Regions from separate parts of the Homo sapiens genome. Here regions 1 and 3 are each linked to region 2. A link is a loop called in an ENCODE intact Hi-C map of the cell type or tissue named here. Cell type or tissue: PC-9. All regions are shown on one strand. Links, peaks and the distances in the headings refer to the core of each region. The heading gives the core; the rest is flanking DNA.

The links. Hi-C counts contacts between places; a loop is a spot of excess contacts. Peaks named below come from ENCODE experiments on the same cell type or tissue, not always from the same donor. Only the 100,000 strongest peaks of a DNase experiment are listed, where the experiment ranks them.
Region 1: a loop joins it to region 2, with 15 times the contacts of the local background. A loop is called at or near these places in 21 of 110 quality-filtered maps.
Region 3: it touches region 2 in a loop (15-fold over the local background); 17 of 110 quality-filtered maps call a loop at or near these places.

Annotation. Positions count from the first base shown.
Region 1 is chr6:132,295,599-132,301,939 of GRCh38, reverse strand. MOXD1 (monooxygenase DBH like 1) reads left to right here. Exons shown (of 12, transcript NM_015529.4): 11 at 3,985-4,153; 12 at 4,623-5,885. The coding sequence ends at 4,787. Among named protein-coding and RNA genes, the nearest start is that of MOXD1, 100 kb to the left of the region's middle. In PC-9, for the core only: CTCF peaks have their summits at 1,211, 1,416 (motif pointing left), 3,194 and 3,393 (motif pointing right); DNase peaks (open chromatin) are centred at 1,389 and 3,409.
Region 2 is chr6:131,921,484-131,927,824 of GRCh38, reverse strand. All of the region lies in intron 2 of CCN2-AS1 (CCN2 antisense RNA 1), which reads right to left. Among named protein-coding and RNA genes, the nearest start is that of CCN2-AS1, 23 kb to the right of the region's middle. In PC-9, for the core only: CTCF peaks have their summits at 2,575, 2,776 (motif pointing left), 4,046 and 4,247 (motif pointing left); a DNase peak (open chromatin) is centred at 4,244.
Region 3 is chr6:132,255,847-132,262,187 of GRCh38, reverse strand. No RefSeq gene overlaps it. Among named protein-coding and RNA genes, the nearest start is that of LINC01013, 130 kb to the right of the region's middle. In PC-9, for the core only: CTCF peaks have their summits at 2,696 and 2,898; no DNase peak of the experiment used is centred there.

The sequences.
Region 1 (6,341 bases), core at 516-5,515, 370 kb before region 2:
CATTCTGGTTCAGAGAATGCTTCTAGGCAGAAAGCTGGGATGAACATAATATTCAAACACCTTATTTGTTTCCTTCCTTTTGGGGATCATAGTTCTGTGCTATTTTCCAATGTCCAAACCAGCTGTTTCATATGGTTTGTCGAATTTTGAGTTTTTTACAGGAAGTTAGTGTCAGTTACTCCAACATGGCCAAAAGTGGAAGTCTGTTAATGAATTTTTGTTCCTTTTGCTAGTTTTTGATCACATGTTTACTTGCTTGATGGATGGAGAGTGTGTAATATAGTTCATTTAGCTATAAGTACATGGACTTTGTTTCTTGGTTAAATCTTCCATCTCTCTTCCTTCCTTCTCCTTCTCTACCCCGAGAAAGACATTAGCAATAAAACTTTTAAAACAGGAGTCCAGAGAGGCTCAGATAAGAAATGTAACCACAGATTATTTTTCTCCATCTGCTTTTCAATTTATATAGAACAGAGGGACCAAGTATAAAAATCATTAAACTTTTAAAATTTCCATTGATCAGTTTGAATTTATAAGAATAAATAGCTTTATGTTCCACTTAAAAATTTAAAAAATTACTCTACCATGGTGTATTGCAGTCAACTTTGCTATCTTCTTAGAAAAACATGTCTCAGAGTTTAGATGGAATTTACAAAGGAAAATTACCCATCAATATTAAAGCATAATAATAACACTGTTTTTTATTGACTACAGTAATATATATATATATATATATATATAATACCATTCGTTTACATGTATGTATGGAGAGACATTTACACACTGACAAGATATGCAGAAATGTAACTTTTTATTTCTGTAACATTCCCAATTATTTCCAACTAATCCCTAATCCCAGTAAAAGCAGAAATACTTGCTACTTTAAGGTTACCTGGTTTAAAGCTTAGTCTTTTTGAAAAAAAGTATTCAGGATAAATATTCACTTTTTCTGTCTGCTCTTTTCTCTAGGAAATAATTTGGAAGTGTGTAGGATAGGCTAGAAAGGTTAGAGATGACAAGTAGGATGTTTATTAGTATAAAGTTATTATAGAACAGGGGCCTAAACCAAGTTAGTGGGAGTGGAAAGGAGATGATAAATATGAGACAAAGATGCCATCTCAGAAAGGTTGATGACCACATCCCCAGGTCACCCAGCCTCAGTCATTCTGTCTCCAACATACGCGCCATTGGGCTTGGCCTTTCTACATATCTGTTCTAAAAACTGACAAATGGGGTTACACCTCTTCTGTCACTTTATGTTGGACAATCTCAATAATAGGCAATTTAGTAAATTATTATAGCAGCAAAGCTTTTTAAGATTTCATCTGTGTATAATGGTCACACTATTCACTCTTAACAGCGGGGCACCAGAGGCTTTAGGCAACCTAAGCACCATAGTAAAGCTGTCGTGCCACCTTGTGGTGTTTCAGATGGTTACAGACTGATGATTTTCCCCTAGCATTTATCTGGTTATAAAATTGATTTTCTCTTTTTCAAATTAGGCATTTTATCTTTTTGAAAAGTAAATTTTATTTTTAATAATTGACTTAAAATGATCAATAGCTGTAGCTTTTAGTGCTTTTAAAAGGACATTGTATGCAAATATAATAACTTCTTTCAAGTCAAGTTTTTGCTTGATACTAATTCTGGATTGTGTCTCTACAAAATTGTCACAATATGTTTAATTTTCAAATGCTATAGATTTTAGGCCATTGCTAGGTATGTTTATGTAATGCAATGCTGATTGCTCTTACTTTATGGGGCTTCACTTTAAGGTCTTTGTATAAAATAATGCATTTAAAACTCAACAAAGATATATATTGATTCTAATTAAAGGAAATTATGAAAAATGTAAAGATCTATATATATTACCTATTTTCCTCATTGTCTCACTTATTAGATATGGAAGAAATATTTCAAATTTAGACATAAAAAATTATCTTTATAACTCCAAGAAATTAATAAGGAACTTTTAATTTACTTAAAAAGATGATATTCAATGTGCCTGAGTGGGTTATGTATGTTAAGAGAGAGAGAGAGAGAGAGAGAGGGAGAGAGAAATGACATAAATAAATTTTAAAAATATGAAGATTAATGTATATTCTTCAGCTGAGATTATTTGATAATTATAGAAATTACTGTAACATCTTGGGATGTTATGAGTGCCAGATACTTTCTAGTCACCATGATAATTTCCTGCAAGGTCCATGGATTAATGTAAAATTTTGTGACATGCCAGCACTTACACTTTTCCCTTTTTCAGGAATCAATAATATAAAACTTATATTTAATGAAAGACAACACCTGAAAACTATCTTTTCAAGCAAGTTATGTCATTCACTTTTTCACTTCACTTTTTCTGTCACTTCTTCTGTCTGCTCATGTCATTCTTGTGATTTCTTTTTCCTTTCTTGAATATTTGGCATGTGATTTTTGGAGTGGCAGGTGAAGGCAGAGTGTATTCTATATAGGGTATTTTTTTTCTCAGTACATTTTTAAAATTTCAACTTTTATTTTAGGTTCAAGGGATGCATGTTTAGGTTTGTTACAATGGTATATTGTGTGAAACTGAGGTTTAGAGTATGAATGATTCCATCACCCAGGTAGTGAGCCAGGCACCCAACAGGTAGTTTTTTCATTCTTGTCTCCCTCTCTCCCTCTCTCTCTAGTAGTTCCCAGTGTCTGTTTTTCCCATCTTTATGTCTATGTGTATTCAATGATTAGATCCCACTTATATGTGAGAACACGCGGTTTTTGGTTTTCTGTTCCTGTGTAATTCACTTAGGATGATGGCCTCCAGATGCACCCATGCTGCTGCAAAGGACATGATTTCTTTCTTTTTTTGTGTGGCTACATAGTATTCCATGGTGTATATGTACCACATTTTCTTTATCTAGTCCACCTTTGATGGACACCTTGGTTGATTCCATGTCTTTGCTATTGTGAATAGTGCTATGATGAACATACAAATGCATGTGGTCTTTTTGGTAGAACTATTTATTTTCCTTTGGGTGTATAGCTAGTAATAGGATTACTGGGTTGAATGGTAGTTCTGTTTTAAGTTCTTTGAGAAATCTACAAACTGCTTCCACAGTTGGCTGAACTAATTTACATCCCCACCAACAATGTATAAGCATTGTCTTTTCTCTGCAACCTTGCCAATATCAGTTGTTGTTTTTTTTTGCATTTTAATAATAGCCCTTCTGACTGGTGAGATGGTATCTCACTCTGGTTTTTATTTGCATTTTTCTGATGATTATTAGTGATGTGGAGCATTTTTTCATGTTTTTTGGCCTTATGTATGTCTTCTTTTGAGAAATGAGTAAAATTTTTGAAGCATTGATCAAATCACATTTTTTGTTGTATTTGTCTTCTCACTTAGCTAAGCCAAAACAGATCAGCCAGCAGGGGTCAGGCTTTTATAGTGTATGGGTTTGAACTTTCCATCTCTCACAGTATCTTTTAGGAACCTGCAGGTTTCTTGATTACACCATTAGCATTGTACTTTTCAGAAATGAATGCTTACCAGTTAATTTTTTAACTAGAACCAAACCAAATTAATGTAGAATTGTGAGACTCTGTAGAAGCTTTCTGAGACAAAATTATTTGTTTAAATTTTGACCGGGCATGGTGGCTCACACCTATAATCCCAGCACTTTGAGTGGTGGAGGTGGGAGGGTTGCTTGCGCCTGGGAGTTCCAGACCAACCTGGGCAACATAGCAAGACCCCATATCTATTAAAAAATATAAAATTAAAAATAAAATTAATGCCAATCTGCTACTAAAAAATAAATATCATTCTTTAAAAATCTTTTATTTGGTATTTCTTCTAGTAATCACTGATGAGCTCATCAACATTTTGCATTAGGTTATCTATGTGTATGAAAATGAATAAGTGTGAGATCTATTTTAGGATGCTGAAAAGTAAAGGAAACATGTAATGCATTTGTTCTGAATATGACTAACTGTGTCTTTTAAATTCAGGACCTGGCCTTTCATTATCAAAAGTCCCAAGCAATATAAAAACCTTTCTTTCATGGATGCTATGAATAAGTTTAAATGGACTAAAAAGGAAGGTCTCTCCTTCAACAAGCTGGTCCTCAGCCTGCCAGTGAATGTGAGATGTTCCAAGACAGACAATGCTGAGTGGTCGGTAAGCTCTTTTTAACCTCTGACAACCCAGATGACACATTTTATCTGAATCTATTACAGGAAAACCTAAGGAGAAGACAAATATCCATAAATCCAGGGGTCCAGTTGCCTTCTAATGTCTGATAATTTTTGTTCAATGATTACTTGGATTGACTGAAAACTCCTCATTCTACCCCCTTTCAAGAGAAAAATTAGTTCTAAAACTAAGGTTGGGATAGAGCAGGAACAGGCCGGAATGAGTGCTGCAAAAAGCAATAGAGCCTGCTTTGTATTCTTTTCCAAAGGAGTGCCTGGCCCTCTTTTCTGTTTCCTCCTTAACCCTAGGTTTCTGACTCCCCCAGTGTGTGACTCCTTTGGTAACCACTCCTGCCCCCTTTATCCCCTGCAGAAGTGTGGGCAGCTGAGCGGCCTGGTCACTGTGCTGCCTTAAATCAGATGTTCATTTGCATTGTTTGTGCTTCCATTTTCAGATTCAAGGAATGACAGCATTACCTCCAGATATAGAAAGACCCTATAAAGCAGAACCTTTGGTGTGTGGCACGTCTTCTTCCTCTTCCCTGCACAGAGATTTCTCCATCAACTTGCTTGTTTGCCTTCTGCTACTCAGCTGCACGCTGAGCACCAAGAGCTTGTGATCAAAATTCTGTTGGACTTGACAATGTTTTCTATGATCTGAACCTGTCATTTGAAGTACAGGTTAAAGACTGTGTCCACTTTGGGCATGAAGAGTGTGGAGACTTTTCTTCCCCATTTTCCCTCCCTCCTTTTTCCTTTCCATGTTACATGAGAGACATCAATCAGGTTCTCTTCTCTTTCTTAGAAATATCTGATGTTATATATACATGGTCAATAAAATAAAACTGGCCTGACTTAAGATAACCATTTTAAAAAATTGGGCTGTCATGTGGGAATAAAAGAATTCTTTCTTTCCTACTACATTCTGTTTTATTTAAATACTCATTGTTGCTATTTCACTTTTTGACTTGACTTTTATATTTCTTTAAAAAATTCCTTCCTTTTAAAAAATATAAAAGGGACTACTGTTCATTCCAGTTTTCTTCTTCTTTGTTGTTCTTCTAGTGTGACTTTTCAAGTGTAACAGCCATTCTTCCTGACTTTAATATTGTCCAGTTCTGGTCTTTTCTGTGAATTACCACTGGGCCCCTTACCTCAATGCTTTTTGTTGATGCCCACTCTGGTTCCCTTGTTTATCTGAGTCTGTTGGTACCCCAAATGACCCCACACCCATCTTAAAGTACTTTTTTTCACCTTCCCTGTTTAGTACTGGCCAGATGAGTTTTTTCTAGAGCTCTGTCACTATCTGAAAAGAAAGAGGCTATGGGAAACATAGAAATGGTATGTATTAATAACTGATCATAGGCTGAGGAGAAAAAATGTAGCTGGCTGCAAACCCAGTGCTGTGAGGTGACTTATATGAGGTTCCAGATCAAAGACAGGCCGTGTGAGCCAGTCCAGGAGGGTGTAAGTTCTGAATGGTTCCTTGCTGACTTTGGGTGACACATGTACCACATACTGGCTCAGTTTAAGTCATGGTTCTATTGTAGATTTATTTTTATATTAGTTAATAAATGACTTTAAATTGTCACCAATTGAAAATCTTGTCACTCTTTTGGTTTTCTTTATATAGCTCAGCCAAATCTTGTTTTATGTCCTGTCCTCATCTCTTAAGCTAAATCTGTTTGGATCATATTAATAAACTAAATGAAATTACACTTTTGTGTGGTATTTTATACATTGTTTAAGAAAAGTAAGTGATTCAGTACTAGTATTAACAGTAAAAGTCAATTCAGAATGTTGCATTTTCCATTCCATTTTGAAGCCCTTTTTGCCCCATAATGTCTTCAACACAAAACGTATTGCCTTTTAAATAAATATGTTTCAGAGTATTTCCTTCTTGATTCTTAGAACTTGTACATTTGATGAAATGTTTTTAATATTTTTGAGGCATATTTTTGAGTTTACTTTCTTTTTATTTTATAAGTGCTATTTCACATTCTATGATTTTCCATTCAAATATTTATATGAGAAATATAATTCCAAATGCTCCCTATTTGAAATTTTATGTTGATTTTTACTTCAGAATTTCTGAATTTGAGGTATCAAAGTCAAATGATTTCCTCCTGAGATTCTGTAATATTATATTTGTTCTTACCAAGAACAAATATTCT
Region 2 (6,341 bases), core at 645-5,644:
GGCGGAGCTTGCGGTGAGCCGAGATCGCGCCACTGCACTCCAGCCTGGGTGACAGAGCGAGACAGAGTCTCAAAAAAAAAAAAAAAAAAAAAAGAGCTGTAACACTCACCGCGAAGGTCTGCAGCTTCACTCCTGAAGCCAGCAAGACCACGAACCCACCACAAGGAAGAAACTCCTAAGACGTCCGAACATCAGAAGGAACAAACTCTGGACACACCATATTTAAGAATTGTAACACTCACCGCGAGGGTCCGCGGCTTCCTTCTTGAAGTCAGTGAGACCAAGAACCCACCAATTCCAGACACAGCAGGACAAGCTGGCAGGAACCGGAAAAGCCATCCTCTAGGTCTATACGTGAAAATGCAATTTGAGGTGCTACGGAAATCCTTTACCACTGCACTATGCAGAGCCGTCGCCACTAGCCACACATTGCTACTGAGCGTTTGAAATGTGTCTAGTGCAACTAAGGAACTAACTTTTAAACTTTATTTAATTTGAATTTATTTAACTTTAAAAAGCAATATTCTGTTCAGTTATTGAAAAAGTTTAATGTATGACTAGAATAATTCAAGTATATGACTCTGTTTTCAGTCATAAATTTTATAAAATCTCTACACAAATCAGATATTTTCAATGGAAATTTAGTGTCCAAGTTGAGATGTGCTTTCAAAGACTAAGTATAAAAAAGTGTAAAATATATCAATTTTATAATGATTATACATTGAAATAACAACATTGTATCGGGCTTAAATAAAATATATCACTTTTACTATGTGGCATTAACATATTATTAATATAGTACTAAATATATTAATAGATTAATTTAATATATTTAAATATAAATATACTAAATATTTGTATATTTTATGTAAAATATATAACTATATAAATGTATAAAGTAATATATTTAAGAATATATTAATGTATCATTGAAACTAATTTTACCTGTTTCTTTTTATTTTTTTAAATGGGACTCCTGAAAAATTTTCAATTATATATATGACTCATGTATTTCTTCTTTTTTTTTTTTTTTTTTAAGACAGAGTTTTGTTCTTGCTGCCCAGACTGGAGTACAACGGTGTGATATCGGCTCACCACAACCTCCACCTCCCGGGTTCAAGCCATTCTCCTGCCTCAGCCTCCTGAGTAGCTGGGATTACAGGTGCCTGCCACCACACCCAGCTAATTTATTTTGTGTTTTTAGTAGAGATGGAGTTTCACCATGTTGGCCAGGCTGGTCTTGAACTCTTGACCTCAGGTGATCTGCCTGTCTTGGCCTCCCCAAGTGCTGGGATTACAGGCATGAGCCACCACGCCCAGCCTGACTCATGCATTCCTATTGAACAGTACTACACTATTACATGTTGGTGTGTATATCCATTTAAATTGTTCAATAAATATAATTTTAATGGTTAAATACTGTACAAACTATTTGATAACCATTTTTTCCACTTCTCAATATGTCAAGAACATCTTGCCATAGCAATAGATAATCATCTACAACCTTGCAAAGACTAAAATGAATGAGAGATCCTTATTTGCCAGCATGAACTTACTGCTGAGCAAATTATTTGTGTTGGACCTCCATTCCTTAATTAGAACACCTCCTAAAATACTGAGGGCAGAGCAGAGAGGTAGCAGGTAGGGGAGCCCTGGACCATGCAATGAGATGTGTTTCCAAGAATCTAAGTACAGACTTGGATGAAAGGAGTATTTAAGAGCTAAACTTTTCATATTACATCTGCCCTAGTTGTAGTAACAATAAGAGACAATCATCTGTCAATAGCTTTTGTGGGCTATTCTGTCATTCAGGCTTATGCTCAAGCAATAATACCATTTTTAGGAGGTGACTATATAGTTGACAAACCATACAGCACCCACAGACTGCCTCTAAGCAACCAATACAAAACAGATTGATGAGACTTGCTGTACTTAAAGTCTTGTAAGAGAACAGGGAGTAATAAAGTCTCAAAATAGATTCTCTAATAAGAAAATTTTTCCTTAAATGTCAACTTTTGAATTTCAGCTCAACTATAGCAAATCTGTACTCCTCATACTTAAAGAATAATTATTCTTAGATGGAAATATACTGTATTTGATATATTGAATATACTGGCACAAAAAGGCTAAATTATTTCACAAGTTTTCAGATCCCAAAGGAATAGTTAATGGCACCAATACTCCTTGCACACTAAAAATTGTCTAGAGACAATATTCATCATCAACACTACTTCTCAGAGATGCAACATGGTTTTGGGAAAAAATTAGAGGTTTCTAGTGTTTCAACAACCTGCATTTAAATCCTGGATTCACATTTACCAGTTGTGTGATCTTAGAATGTAATTTAACCTTCCTAAACCTTTCCCCATCTTAAAAGGAAGCAGTAATAAATGCACTGTATGTCAACGTAAATATCAACATTTAGTATTTCATTCATTGGATCCTTTGAAGCATTTATTTTGTGCTAGGTACATAGTAGCTCATATATAAGTGCTAAGTAAAATTCTTTCTCTTTTCTTTTCCCCTTTATGTTACTTAAACATCTAACCCAGCTACACTGGAGAACACACAGGTAAAAGAGCAGAGATAGGAAGAAAATAAAAATAAAACATGACACCCTGCCATAAAAGACTAATAGGATTATATACAGTTTGGGTTTTTTTCCCCCTCATTTCGCTTGCCCCTAATGATTTTGTTTCAAAAGACATTGCAATGGAAGTCCACTGCAATAGAGTCATTTGCTCTTTCTTTTGTATTACACTGACATCGTGTGGCCATCTGAAGACGTCTCTAGAAATTGACAACTGTCATTCCCAGATTTTTAACCTTCAGCTGCAGAGATGCCATATGAGTAGTTGAATCTCTACATTTAAGAACCAAATGACAAAACAAGTCCCTTTTGGAGGCTTTAAACATATTATATACATAGATAATTCTAAGAATTCAGATTAGCTGAATAATTTGACATATTATTCTGTTATGGTTTAGATAGTTAATAAAATATTTATTTTTTGTTTGTTTTAGGGAGAAAGGTCTCATCCTGCCACCCAGACTGGAGTGCAATAGCATGATCATAGGTCACCACAGCACCAAATTTCTGGGCTTAAGCTATCCTCCTGCCTCAGCCTCTGAACTAGCTAGGACTACAGTCACATACCATCATGCCTGGCTAATTTTTTTTTTTTTTTTTGGTTGAGACAGGGTCTTGCTATGTTGCCCTGGACTGGTCTCAAACTCCTGGCCTCAAGCAATCCTCAAGCCTCAGCCTCCCAAAGTGCTGGGATTATAGATGCGAGCCACTGTTGTCAGTCCATTAGTCTTGATTTACACTTTAGTAATTTTCTTTTGTGATTTGGAGACAAAACTTTACAAACATTTTTGTAGGCCTTTAAAACTTTATATCCATAAGCACTGTATCTGGAGCACCTAATAGATGAAATATTGTTTTATGACAGGGCTTCCCAAGTCATCAGAATCCTTGGCATAGGATTTGTTAAAACAAAGATTGGTGGTCTCCATCCTCAGAGTTTTTGACTCTGTAGGTCTGAGGTGGGATCTGAAAATTTGCATTTCTAACAAATTTCCTGGTGATGCTGATACTCCTGGTCCCAGCACTACATTTGAGAACCACTGGTGTTGTGTTTGCAACTGCTAGGATTCAGAGCAGACCATGAGTGAGGTGAATTCCACTTAGAGGAGCAAGGGTATGTGCAGCTGTATAGAAGATATTTGATTTTTACCTCAAACTGCTTACCATGTGGCAAGAGGTACTGTCCGAAAGACATGGTGGTGCTGCAGTGGGCAGTGGAGTTCCAGTTTTTCTATTAATTTGTAGAAATCCCCTGGGAAGGTCATTGCCTCTCTCTGGGGTTCGGTGCTGCCTGCACAGAGTGAGTTTTGAGGATCAAAAAATTATGAGATAGCAGGGCACTGTATCCATGAGAGTTAATACTTTATCAGTATTAAGTGAGAAATCAAAATAATGTGGAAGCATAATATTCTTTATATGCAGTCTAAACACTAATGCAATGCAAGAGAGCAGGAAAACCTAAGTGAGAAAGAAGTGGTTTGGCACACCATTAGCTAAGGCTAAAAAGGCCCTCAGGACCAGCTACTCTCCCATAGCTTCAGAATACAATTGCTAAAAACCTGGAGTGAACTGAAGACTGTAACCTTATTTTACAAATGAGAGTACCAGCACGGATGAAATTGCAGTTGCAAACTGGCCTCTGAACCTAGCAAGACCCATGTCCAACAGCGACACCTTGTGGCAATGACTTAGATAGCTGCACTGAGGGACAGCTGACTCCAATGCTCTCTGTCTGGGGCTTGGAAGAGGACCAACTCCCTTTATATTGAATAATCCTGAGGAATTCTTCAATAATTTGGGGGAGAAAGTAAGACCTCAAAAGAGAGACACTGGATTCTTGCATAAAGAATAAAATCCAGGCATCTGGATTTTTTTAAATTACACAGAAAAATTGTGACCAGATTTGTATATTAAAAATCAGTAATATGGGTCATGTGTGTAATATAATATTTGTTTCTGCTGTGGGAGAGTCAAGCAGGACTCAGTCTTCTGTATCTAGATCTGTAAAGGGCTCCAATAATGAGAGAAGGAGCAGCTGTCACTGGTCCTACTCTGTTGTTAAATATATCTATGGGTGCTAAGGACTACTTGAATGAATAACCTCAGGTGTTAAGAATTTGCTAGATGGATTTATGTTTCTGAGCTGTAGATAAACTGAACATTCTCCCACTACAAACCTAGAAATTGTGGGTAAAATATAGCCAACATTATTTTAAATGCATTGTTGAGCTCTCAAGAAAAAAGAGGAATTCTACAGGGCCTTCAAATAATAATAAATTTAAAACTATGAGTGCCAAATAACACGGAGGCCACCTTGGAAGGGAGGAGAGTTTCCAGTCCCAGTAACCAAAAGTCTGCAGTTTTAGCACCCATATGAGCACAGAATGTAAAACGCTGAACCCAGCTGATGAAGCTGAAACTACAACCATCACCCCATGACCATCCCCCAATAAAGCCAGAACACTTACTGAACCAAAACTTCATTGAAGGGGTGGGTTAGAAAAAATCCACTCACTAGCACAAGGAGAAACAGTTTGATCTGTTTGGATAGGAAAACAATTTTCCTCACCATTTATATCTGTGAGTCTTCCCATAAAACTCCTTGAGGTTTGAAACAGTACTACCTATATGGTCTGAGAACCCCCAAGCCAGGAGATTAATAGTTAGTCCCAATATACAAATATCTCGGGTATCTGACTGAAGCAAACTGGAAACCTCTTCAGAGGGGCATAGTTCCAAGTCAGGTTGTAGAGGATTTCTACAGATGAAGTCTAAGATGAGTTCGCAATTCAAAATTACAAAACATAATTTAAAATGATCATCCATGAGAGAATGTTGGGATACAAAAGCAAGAATAATAGACCACAACCCACAAGTTAACAGAAAGGAGGAGCAGAACATCAGTTAGGGATGGGGATGGGATAAGGAATAGGTCTCCACTCCATGCAAGTGGAAATGACTGCTAGTGGCTCTCCTGAGCTCTGTGTTGAGAATGTTCTGAGGCCATGTCCAGGCTCCATGGGAAAGCTTCATTGTCATATTTAGTGTTCTCTTCCTATTAGAAAAGTGTGTTTATTTTTCTCTCTTTCTTTGTCAATCTTCTCAGACAAATGAAAACAATTTACTTTACCCAAAGCACTAAAAAGAAAAAAAAAATCGACACACATATTTATCTATTTGTCTTCCCTCCCTGCCCTCACCAGCACCTGTGACTGTTCTTGACACATAGAAGGCGCTCACCTGATTTTTAATTTTTATGGGTACATAGTAGGTGTATATATTGATGAGGTACATGAGATGTTTTGGTACAGGCATTCAATGGTAACTAAGTGCAGAATGGAGAATGGGTTATCCATCCCCTTAAGCATTTATCTATTGAGTTACAAATCATCCAATTACACTCTTTAAGCTATTTTAAAACATACAATTAAGTTATTATTGACTATAGTTACCCTATTATGCTATCATATAGTAGGTCTTATTCATTCTTTCTATTTTTTGTACCCATTAACCATCTCCACCTCCCCGCCAGCCCCCCACTACCATTCCCAGCCTCTGCTAGCCATTCTTCTACTCTCTATGTTCATTAGTTCAATTGTTTTGATTTTTAGATCCCACAAATAAATGAAAACATGCAATGTTTGTCTTTCTGTGCCTGACTTATTTCATATAATATAATGATCTCCAGTTTCATTCATGTTGTTTCAAACAACTGGATCTCATTCTTTTTTATGGCTAAATAGTATTCCCT
Region 3 (6,341 bases), core at 853-5,852, 330 kb before region 2:
AAATTATTTCAAATATTTTAATATCCCTAATCATTTTAACAAAATCTGGATTATTGTCTTGTTCCCACTTTTAATCCCGGGTGTTGGCGTCATGTAATGCTGACTGTAGGTAATATTTTTAGAACACTCCATCTGCGTCAGTAAATGTGAGTACTTTACTTGCATTATATAATTTAATATTTGCAACAAACCTAAAGACATATCTTTCAATTTTACATATTGGAAAACTTATATGATGTGACCCTGAGGCCAGTCTCTTGGCCCCTATTTTGTACTACCTCAGCTTTTGTTGTCTGAATGCTTAGACACATTATGTTACATAAAGATTAGTAGCTCAATGATATAATGTGTTAGTGATGATTGTTCTCTGGATGGGGCTCAGGTCCTAACTTGATCATAGAGATTCAAAAAAGCTAGAATCCTGTAGGCACAGGCAGCTTTCCATGTTGTCTCTCTCATGTAACATATTTTCTCAGAATAAAAAAATTGATCTGTTTTACATGGAAAATATAGTTATACTTCCAAAAAGCTGAGAAATATTTCAAAGCATGTCAAGCCAAAGCCTGCAGCAAACCCCTTCTTTGACATCACACAATGACAGCTGTCCCAACATGTCTGTCTCTCTTGTGCTCAACAACAGTGATGTGGATCATGTAACACCACATGCTTGGGAGGCATGCCAGATTCCAAAGGCTCCTGCATCTTTCCCAACATTTACCCCTCAAGTACAGATACAAGAGTCATATAAGAAATGGTCAGTGTGGATGAGGTGGGTGGATCACTTGAGGTCAGGAGTTGTAGACTAGCCTGGCCAACATGCTGAAGCCCCATCTCTACTAAAAATACAAAAATTAGCTGGGCATGGTAGCGTACGCCTGTAATCCCAGCTACTCAGGAGGCTGAGGCAGGAGAATCACTTGAACCCACGAGGCAGAAGTTGCAGTGAGCTGAGATCACGCCACTGCACTGCAGCCTGGGCGACAGAGCAAGACTCCATCTCAAAAAAAAAAAAGAGAGAGAGAGAGAGACAAAAAGAAATGGTCAGTGTGTCATAATTCAAATGAGAGAGAATTTTTACTTATAAGAGGGAAATTCTCCTTAGCTGAATATTATAAAAATCAGATGTGATGTTCTACTTTACATTAAGTAGACTTTTCATTGACATCCATGACTGAGAGAGTAGAACATATAAGAGTCACAGGGAAGATAGACTTTGCTGGAAATGAGATGAGCTGAGAGGAGTGTTATCCATCAAGAGCTTCATTCTGAGCCTGCTCCAGTTGTTTCCAGTACAGACTAAAGGACTGAGCCTGCAGTTGTTACAAGCACAAGAATAAAATAGGTTTGGAAAACTCATTCATAACCAATGTGTAGTCTAATGATCTGCTGAAATATGCCTGTGTGGCTGGCAAGAAAGCCAAAAGTAGCCCTGTCGTTTCATTCATTGAGTCATCTAGAAGTGCTGGACAAAGTGATTTGGTATATTTACCTTTATGATTAGAACTGTTGTGTCTCCAAGATCTTCTCCTTCTATACAGAAATCTGTGTATTACAACCTAGAACAATGCAGCAAGGTAAGTCTAGATTTAGAAGGGGACCATTACTGTCACTGTCCTATTTCCTGTCATTGGTATGATTTCAAGATGCCAAGAATCTCTTTCCCTGTTGGAGGAAAGTCCAATAAACTGGAGATCAGAGGACCTTGACTCATCCCACACCGCTACCAATAAGCCATGTGTAACCTGTTATGTTTCTTCATCTCCTCCAGTAATGAATGAGAGTTTGGAAATTTTCTTCCAAATCTAGAAATCTCTGTTATTTTCTCTGAAGCTTACATTGCTTTTTATCCATGGACACTTTCATGCCTTTAGCTATTTGTTCAAATCCCTTTTATCTTGAACCTGATTCAAATGCTGTAATAAGTCTTCAAACACCCATGCTCTTGTACAAAGACTTTAGTGTTCAACTAGGACACACCATATATTTTTCAAGTTACTGAATCTTTGGAAACAAAGCAGGGTCTGGGAGATATCAAATGTGTATAGGATTTTTATTGGAAGGGAGAGGAATAATAGCAGACCTGTGATTGTTACAGACTATTTGAAGAGGTCTGTGTGTCCAAAGCAGAAGTGCAGCTAATTTCCTTGTGCTTCCTATTATTACTGTTGTCTATATTTTAAGCTATCATTGTTTTGTTGATTCGATGGTAATTCTGTTTTAAGTTTTTTGAAGTAAAAACGAAGTTTATGTTATAGAAGTTCATTGTTAATCGGTAAGACAAAACTAAGAACATAAATACCAATGATGATAAGTCATCCTTAACAAGAATCCATACTACTGAAGTACAAAATAGTATATATTCAACCATTTAATGGGATGAGGAAAATTTTAGTTATTTACCATTTTTAAAAAAGCTTAATTAGAAAAGGAAGAGCTACATGAAGTATATTAGTCCATTTTCACACTGCTATAAAGAACTGCCTGAGACTGAGTAATTTATAAAGGAAAGAGGTTTAACTGACTCACAGTTCAGCATGGCTGGGGAGGCCTCAGGAAACTTACAATCACGGTGGAAGGCAAAGGAGAAGCAAGGCACCTTCTTCACAAGGTGGCACGAATGAGAATGAACTCAGCAGGAGCTACCAAACACTTATAAAGCCATCAGATTTTGTGATAATTCACTCACTGTCACGAGAACAGCATGGGGGTCACTGTCCCCATGACTCGATTACCTCCACCAGGTCTTTCCCTTGACACGTAGGGATTATGGGGATTATAGGGATTACAATTCAAAATGAGATTTTGGGTGGGGATATAGCCAAACCATATTATGAAGACTTTTGGAAGTACTTCTGAGTAAAAGAAACAAACAAAAATCCCAAGTTTTTAGATGTGCCACAAGGTGGTGTGAAGAGTCCAGTTTAGCTTGGTTGTTTCATAGCAAGGAGAGAATAATGGAGATTAAAAGGGTAAAGTGCAGCCTCAGAGGAGGTAAAGCAGAGAAGTGGTGCAGTGGAGGTGGGAGCTGGGAGTAGGAGGTGTTTGTAAGTTAAGAAATTGGGATGGACTTGTAGTATTTTCTTCAGAGGCTGAGTTCCTCCCTTTCTTCAAAACAACAATGCTCCTCCTGGCATCTCTTCCTCTTTAACTGATAGGAATCCCTTTTTTGTTTTTCTAAAGTGTCTTGAAAGATGACTTTTATTTTTAGAAGTAACCACACAATACATACACCCTACAGCGTGCAACTTTTCTTCTTCAGCCATAAAACATTTTTGAGTTAAGAATTTATGACTATTTTTACAGAATGTGAACTGTTCGAGGACTAAAATCTATAAGCAATGATTCATACAGACTGCCTATCACTGATAAGTATTATACCTTTAATTCACATTTCTCTCTCCTTAACTTGAGAGAATTGAAAGAGTATGAAAAAGTGTAGTTGTATCGAAAGGATATCCCACAGGCTTTAGCTTGATGTAGTTGGAAGAGCATCCTTATTGAGTGTTTCAACATTTTCCATCTGGGCTGTCAACATGTGTTGCCCGAGCAGGGCAAAATTGGAGAAAACAAACCTGGAAAATCCCCTTCAGGGTATTGATTTTCCTTTTCCCAGAGAAAGGTTTGGGCATGAAAGGAAAGCCCTGCTGTTCTTACTGAAAGTCACATTCTTTGGAGTGGTTGGTTTTTCTACTGGTTTGCAAATCTGAGAGTAAGCCAGTCCAAAAAAGCACTTAGAAAACTTTATTTTCATGGTAAACATTATGCATGCCCAGGGCAAGTTCTCCTCTGTAAGATTATCATTACAGGGGCATTCCTCAAGAAGCAATTTATATATCACTTTTGAGTGAAAGAGCTGCCAAATATATAAATATTCATTTATTCTCAGTTCCATACTAGTTTCTGATTGGTCTTAAATGCCAGTGCTTTAGGAGCAGGTAATGGATACTATAGTTCTTGCCCTTTCCTGAGTTTTTCTCCCACTGGGAAAATGAGCCAGTATCCTCATGACTGCTTATGTGGTAGGTACAGCAACATAAGCACCAAAAGAAAAGTAGATCAAAGTTCCCCTGGTATTTTAAAGAGAGGGTTCATTACGTTTAGGAAAAGGTCTTTGCAGGAAGCAGAATTATAGATGGGACATGAATATTGAGCACCTGTAGTGACTCAATTTAACACTGAGATTCACAATCCTGTTTGCAATAAGCAATGTTAACAAAAACCAGCATTAGCTGAGTCTTTAGTGTGTGCTAGGCATCACTGTATGGACTCTACATATTTAATCTTCACAGAAGCCCCATGAGTTAGGTGCTACTATTATCTTTATTTTACAGATAAGACAACCATGGAATACAAGGGTTAAATGACTTGCCTAAAAGGCACACAGCTGCTAAGTGGCTGAGTCAGGATTTGCAAACAGCCAGGCCTGGTCTCTTATCCACTGTGTGATACAAGCTCTCATTTGAATGCTGTAGATAAACATAATTGTACAGGTATAAAATAAACAAACTCATTGCATCATCACCTAATCTACTAAGGAACTCATCTGTTTGGCAACCTTATGTATTTGAAATACAGTTATAAACCAGGTGGGGGAAAAACAGCTTGTGAGCGGATAAAATACACACCAAATCAAAGCACCAAAGAACAGGTACAGTATTCTTGGGAGGGTATAGCTGACCCTTACCTCAACTGTATTTGCCATTAATTAGCACATACACTGCATGTACCTGTTATTATTGTATTACACAATTTCTCTGTTGTTACTGTAGACAAAAGTGGTTTCCAAATCCAAGGAAATTCAGATCTGCTTTCATTGACATCTATATTCACAGCAGGGAATGAGTTTACATCGGGTCACTTAATGCAAGAGCCCAAATTCTTATCAATTTTAATGAACCCTAGAAAAAACATAGCCTTGCACCAGAGTTCATTAAGAAATGTTCATGCTGGTGACAATAAATCATGAAAAAAATATCAAACCACTTTTGACTATTGGTTCAAGAAGAAGAGAGCATAAAATGCTGTATGGAAAGATCTCTGTTCAAATTAGCTAATCATTTTCAAACCGATAAGTAGTACTTTGGGGAGAAAATACCCTCTTAGAACCAAAACTCATCTATCCATAGCAATATTCTTTGAAGGGTCCAAAAAGTTGAAGTTGAATATATTTTTCTACTTTTGTAAGATAGTGTGACTCCTGAAACAAAAATGCTGAGTGCCATGGCCTCGCATGGGTAGAGTTGATGCCTGTTGGGCACACAGTACCATCACACAGAGTGGGGCTGTGAGCAGGAAGGGGTCCTTCAGGGTGGGTGCAGCTTTCAAGACCCAGTCTGGAAGCAGGACCAATGGAAATTGGTTTTTCTGTCTACAGAACTTTCACGTAGCCTATTTTACCATAATAGATGTAAAAAAATTGAATATGATTCACATATTAGCAAATAAAGGTGCATAAATTATTTTTCAGTTAAGGGCTAGGGGTCCAGAAGTATCTCACCAACATCTGATAAAGTTTTAACTAAAATGCTGACTCTTTAAATAATGGACCAGAAGTCTTTGCCTGAGACACAAAAATATATAGGCACCTTTCCCTTCTTTACTTTAAAAACAGCCCTCCTAACAGCCCTCCTTTTTTACTTTAAAAACAGCACTCTGTTCAATAGAACTGTTGATTTTAGTAGTTTATCTGCTGTTGCATAGGAATCAAAACATGGAAGACATCCCCTGAGTATCCTGCCTTATCTCACATACTTATTCTGTACTCTCAGTTTTGTAAAATTAGCACTTCTTTACTGATAACATCAATTGCATCAAAACATCAGCTAAAATCAGTTTTATCCTGCTTTTTTTCATAATAACTTTATCCAGCTTTAAAAACAACAGTTAAATGATATCATCCCAGGGAGCCTCCATGGTAAAACTAGAATGAGCAAGAACCTCTTATTACTATATTCATTTGTATATGATGAGACCACCTTGCTATTAAGCTGAATATTATGCCTAGAATACATAGTAAGCCTTTTTGCTCTGGAGAAGAGATCCATGTCAACAAACACTAAGAACCTAGTATGTATCCATCCCTATACCATGCACAGAGAATATACTATTGAGGAAAAGAGAAAAGATGGATCTCAAGCAACTCAGATTCTAACAAGGAGGCAGACACAAAACTGTCTAACAAACAACATGGAAAGTGCTATAGAAGCACACTAGTGCCAGGAAGGAAGGGGTGCAGGTGCGCAGAGGGAAGTGTGTTACCCTCTGGGCAGGGCGTGGAGAGGGAGAGAGGGGAAAGGATGGAGCAATGGTTGGAGAAGATGGTATAGCTGTTAAGATTCCTA